2 separate regions of the Homo sapiens genome follow, and region 2 is linked to region 1. Evidence: chromatin contacts called from ENCODE Hi-C or POLR2A ChIA-PET data. All regions are on one chromosome and are shown on one strand. Each heading gives the region's core, a stretch centred on a gene start or an enhancer-like site at or near the end of the contact. The rest is flanking DNA. Distances are from core to core; before and after follow the strand shown.

Region 1 (2,781 bases), core at 156-2,655:
TCTGAGTGACAGTCATGGGAAATTGTAAGTACTAACTTGCTTGTTTGGCAAACCTTTATGGAGACCTGTATCACATCAGGCACAGCTTTGGTCCCAAGGCTGTGTGGTCCTGGTGTCTCACCACACCCTCGAGGCCCTGCTGGGAGGCACGAGGTGTGAGAGTCGGTTCTAAAATATCTTCTTCTCCTTCCCAGACCTCAAAAGCACTCCTTTTCCCCCTCTCCCACCACTAAACTTGTGGCAAAGTCTCTTCAACAAGCTCAGACTCACACAAGGCTGGACGAAGGGTGGTCTTCAACCAGTTTCTTGAAGCAAGGACATGTGAAGAGTACAGCTATCTGCTCAGAATGGGCATGGGGAGGAGATAGAAAAAAGAGAACAAAACACTAATAAACTAGCCTGTCTCATTAGTATCACGGGAAACTACAAGCCATTAGCAGTGTCTGAACAGCAGAAAAGAAAATGATCGAAAAGAATGCTGTCATCGGCTGAGCGCGGTGGCTCACACCTGTAATCCTAGCACTTTGGGAAGCCAAGGTGGGTGGATTGCCTGAGCTCAGGAGTTCAAGACCAGCCTGGGCAACACGGTGAAACCCCGTCTCTACTAAAATACAAAAAATTAGCTGGGAGTGGCAGCGTACACCTGTAATCCCAGCTACTCAGGAGGCTGAGGCAGGAGAATCACTTGAACCTGTGAGGTGGGGGTTGCAGTGAACCAAGGTCATACCACTGCCCTCCAGCCTGGGTGACACCACTGCCCTCCAGCCTGGGTGACAGAGCAAGACTCTGTCTCAAAAAAAAAAAAAAATGCTGTCATCAAATTATGCTTCTGGCCGTGATGGAGAACCAGAGGAATCCTTCTGCTGCAAAAACAAAAAATTTAAAAAAATTACTAGACGAAATACATGAAAAGCTTGTTTTCATACAATTGGATGTGAGCAGGAGCTTCAGAGTGTAAGCTAAAAATAAAATCCTAAGTCCTCCCCACAAATTAAACGAGCCCTCTCTTGGCCAAAGGGACCCCTGAAAAACCTTAAAAATTGAGTTCCCAGCCATGACAGGATGGGCAGGCAGACATGCCTCGTTAATGCCTCCCATTTTGCGGTTTAGACACAGCTGATGAGCATTAATGCTAAAATAGAGATCATAGGACAACAGATTCTGTGACAATAAGATATCACACTATAAATAAGACATCAAACTATAAATAAGACCTATGGCCACGCCAGGTGTCAGGCTCACAACTATGCCAAATGTCACACTTGGGGTCAGGTTCCAGCCCATGCTGAGGTCCAAAGGGAGTGGGTAGATGAGCAGAAAGAACAGTCATGGGGTGGTAGGCAGGTGAATATGGTTTTATTCAACAGCAGCTTTCATCAACAGCTTTCTCACACTGTCCGCCCTGTCTCGGCTGCTTAGTCTGGTAGCTCCCACACACACAGCTGCGCAGCCAGCTCTCCCTTGCCTTCAAGGTTGGCAGCTTAACTCTGTCTCTCTCTGGGCGCCAGTGAGCCAAGCTGTGTCCTGGTTCCCCTCTGTCCATCTGCAAAGATGGACAGCTCTGGCTCTCTCTCTTTCTCTGGGTGCCAGCACCTGTACAGTGTCGGCAGGGCAATTATACCTTTTACAGACAATAGTGGCTTAATGCCAAGGGACGGCCTTCCCATGTTATGGCTCCGTGGATGCGATAACAAGTGGAGTTATACGCCTGCGCTCTAAACTCCCTGAGTCACGCAGGATGTAAACATCCCACCTTGGCCTATCCTTGACCAAAGCACAACCATGTTCCTTACACCAAGCAAGGGTTGAATCACTCACCTCTATGCTTAAAGAATAAATTCTGTTCTAACAGCCACAGAATTTTTCTTTTTCTCTACCGTCTAAATAAGCACTGGTCTCAGGATAAGCAATATTAAAACAATTTGCAGCTCACGCAGATAAGGCACAGACTAACTGCCCAGCCATAACTACACCTTTGATTGTACAAGACACTGATGTCAGTAACTTTCTCTAGATGAGACACCACCAATCCAATCATGAACTAGTCCTAGCCAGTTTACAGAGGGTGCACACTTGAGTGCTTTTGTGTCCCAAAAGGAACTTTTGACCTATAGGGGCTAATTGTAATACATTCAAATGTTATTTTCCACCCCAAATGAACATGGGTTGTATGTTACATGCATGTTTGTTCAATATGCATGTGTCAGGACCCCCTTCATAAATACTCACATCTCCTCTGATAATCTGTTGAATATGTACATTTGGTCAACATGTTCAACTTAAATTTCTGACTTACCCCTTCTTCCCCCAGAGGGCCTGTCTCTGGTCTTTGAAGGAGGCTCTTCCCAGCCTACAGGATGGCCACCCTGCAGCCTATAACCCCTTATAAGAAATAAAGTCTCCTCTGCAGGCGTGGGGGCTCACGCCTGTAATCCTAGCACTTAGGGAGGCCGAGACAGGAGGACTGCTTGAGGCCAAGAGTTCAAGACCAACCTAGCCAACATAGTAAGACCCTGTTGAGGCAGGAGAATGGGGTCTAGAAGCAGGGAACCTAAGGCCAACTCATGTTGACTTCCTAGAACTAAATCAAAAGGAAAACCCCAACTTTCCACAACAAAGTAACAAAAGGACCAGAGATAAACCCTCCATACTTTCCCATTTTCTACAACCAGACAGACTGATTGCAGGCTAAGTCTTTGTTTACATAGAAGTGTAACTTTGTAACTTCACTTTAGCCGCTGATTGGTTGCTTTCCACAACTAATCAGACGTTTGCATAGTG
Region 2 (2,781 bases), core at 156-2,655, 1.3 Mb before region 1:
AGGCTCTTGACCCCTAAAGTTCTGCTGAGAGGCATAAGGCAGATGGATTAATGGGAGAAAAGGCATAAAACTTATTTAACGTGTATGCACAGAAGCCTTCAGAATGAAGCCCCAACTTCCCAATGAGTTACAGAAACTTATGTACCATTGTGGGGTTACAGAACGTATGGGGGTTTGGATTCCGGTAAAACAGGTTATGGGAATGGGAAGAAGAGGAATTCGATTGAGGGGCAATAAATGATTGCCAGGGAGAATGATTGGATGGGAGAACAGAAATAACCTTGTAAGTAGCTTTCTTTGGAATTCAGATGATACTTGGAGTCTTCTCGGGTCAGGTCACACCTTGGTCTTCTTTTCTGCCATAGATAAGAAGATAAGTGGGAAGGGGAAGAAAGAATAATTGCTCTCCTTGGAAGGTCTGGATCTTAGGCAGATAAAGAAACTTCAGCTTCTTTGGGAAAGACGGTGTGTATAGGGGAAGGTCAGAGAGACCTTGAGGCTTCCTCAATTCGACATGTTAAAACCCTCTATTTTGGGGTATTGGTTTCTGAGTCTCAACAAGGCTAAATCAATAGTAATTGTTATGATTACTTGTTATTTATTGTTGGTGGTTTGATTTGGAACTCAGGACAACATTCACTTTCAGGTCCTACTTAGTAGCCCGTTTCCCATCAGCATGATCCTCTGCAGGGCCGACAGATGGGGAACTTTTTGATAAAAGGGAGAAGGCTCCTTTCACCCCTTATCAAAACATTGTAGTAGCTTCGGTGCTTAAGTGTCATCATTTTCGTTCTCGCTGATATTTTAAAGAAGCCAATTTGAGTGCCCATCCTCACATTTCTATTGAAGAGTTTTCACTTCTTTCTTTCAATAAATTATTTAGTCCTCCTATGGACTGTTGCTGAACTGTGATTTTTACAAGCAAACCATTCTTACTTGTCATGAGTTAGCAAGGAGATCTTAAATGGGACCAGTGTAGACAGGAGACCTGTGTTACTGAGGCACGAAATAAACGTTCCGGCTGCCATTCATGCAATTTCAGTTTAGAGTCTCAATTTTCTGCATCTTTATCCATATTCTGGTTCAGTTTTTCTGCACAACCCCTGAAGGGAATGTGGTCGCCTGGGAGCACAACTCCCAGATCCCAGTTTTGAGTGTGGGAGCTCCAGAAGTCAGCAGGCAGGCGGGGCTGGCCCAGTGACAGGAGGGGTGCTGGAAAGGGCTTTGGCTTCCAGGCCTGGGCCCCGCCTTTGCTGACGTTGGAGCCCTGGAGCAGGGCTGCTGACGTGTGCACTGCCTGGGCTGGCTGTTTACTAGACTGTTTGTTAAGGGCTGCACTTCCAGTAAAACCTGAGAACACACCGTGACATCCTCATTTACAGCACTGAGTGTGTCACTCGGGCAGCACGTGGGCCAAGAAAGGGAGAGTCTAGGAAAGGTGAGATTAGCTGGCTGTGGGGTAAATCACCTGACACGAAGAGCCCGGGGTTAACCAATCACCGTGGGAGGGCTGCCCTGGAGCACACAGCAGGCTGCACTTGGGAAAAGTCCATTTGAACAAGAATTTCTTCTTGAGAAGGTCTGAGTAGCCAAGGGACCTTGATCTAGGAGTAGGAACTGGTCTCAGGTCACTGATTGCCAGGGTGGCCTGGGCAAATCGTTTCTCCTCTTGGGGGCTCTGGGTCCCCACCTGTGCAGTGAGGGCATGCATGCTCTGATGCCTTCATGAGTGGCAGCACGGCACCATGTTAGGCACGGGGGCTTCTGGGCCTAGTCCTTTGTCTTCCTGGCCATGGGGAAGTGGAAAAGGCCTTACCCCACCAAGATGCGTCTTCCCAAGTAAGCGGGGCATTTATGCACCCAGGACCGCTCAGGGCTACGGTGGGGTTTTGTGTGATGAGGCACATAGATATCTCAGCAGAATGGCAGACGCGGTGGGGCGCGGTGGCTCACGCCTGTAATCCCAGCACTTTGGGAGGCCGAGGCGGGCGGATCATGAGGTCAGGAGATTGAGACCATCCTGGCTAACATGGTGAAACCCTGTCTCTACTAAAAATACAAAAATTAGCCGGGCGTGGTAGCGGGCGCCTGTAGTCCCAGCTACTCGGGAGGCTGAGGCAGGAGAATGGCGTGAACCCGGGAGGTGGAGCTTGCAGGGAGCCGAGATCGCGCCACTGCACTCCAGCCTGGGCGACAGAGCAAGACTTCGTCTCAAAAAAAAAAAAAAAAAAAAAAAAGGGCAGACAGCTAGGGAGGGCCAGCACAGAAGCTCTTAGCGGTACAGGCCACCAGTGAGCATTTGTGGGGGCTTTGTGGATAACCAGAGCTGTGTGCGGGGTAGGGGGCTTCCGTGGCGCCTTCCTTCAAACATTTGGTTACCTGTGGTCTCATAACAAAAGGCCACCGGCTCTCTTCCTCCCTCCTGATGGAAGTTATCCAAATCCATTTTGCTAGGTCTCCAAAACATAATCACTTTATTTGAAAGCGTTTCCCTAAGGGAAAGATCAAGCTGTCCATTTGGGGTGAAAGAGAACAACAATAATAACAATAAATTTCTCTCCACCCAGTACTGTGGACTTGCAGCATTTTCCAGTGTGTTACCGCCTGGAGTTGCCTCTGACATCCCCATAGCGGGGGAAGACAAGAAAACTGAGGCTCACAGAGGTTGCCAAAGGCCACATGGATAATGAGGGTCAGAGAGGTTGTTAAAGGACTGCAGCTGGTTCTAAATCCAGTGTCTTTCCAAAGCAAAACGATATAGCTTATAGCTCGCTCTTCAAA

Evidence for each region. A loop is a pair of places that touch in the nucleus more often than their neighbours do. ChIA-PET counts read pairs that join two places held with the same protein, here RNA polymerase II (POLR2A). Pooled maps may share reads with other maps.
Region 2: a loop to region 1 is called in a map of gastrocnemius medialis, with 10 times the contacts of the local background. The contact joins two enhancer-like sites. A Hi-C loop is called at or near these places in 1 of 168 maps with a recorded cell type or tissue (gastrocnemius medialis) and 2 of 50 pooled maps. POLR2A ChIA-PET finds 5 or more read pairs at or near these places in 1 of 52 experiments (BJ).

Annotation. Positions count from the first base shown.
Region 1 is chr21:37,566,000-37,568,780 of GRCh38, reverse strand. The region is part of intron 1 of KCNJ6-AS1 (KCNJ6 antisense RNA 1); the gene reads right to left. All of the region lies in intron 1 of LOC105372798 (a long non-coding RNA gene), which reads right to left. Among named protein-coding and RNA genes, the nearest start is that of KCNJ6-AS1, 49 kb to the right of the region's middle. Within about 2 kb of position 1,405, at least 5 of the 41 ENCODE cell types and tissues checked have a DNase peak (open chromatin) inside an H3K27ac peak, as active enhancers do; they include gastrocnemius medialis, where a contact is called at or near this core.
Region 2 is chr21:38,905,840-38,908,620 of GRCh38, reverse strand. All of the region lies in intron 2 of ETS2-AS1 (ETS2 antisense RNA 1), which reads left to right. Among named protein-coding and RNA genes, the nearest start is that of ETS2-AS1, 31 kb to the left of the region's middle. RefSeq lists an enhancer at 1,106-1,645. Within about 2 kb of position 1,405, at least 27 of the 41 ENCODE cell types and tissues checked have a DNase peak (open chromatin) inside an H3K27ac peak, as active enhancers do; they include gastrocnemius medialis, where a contact is called at or near this core.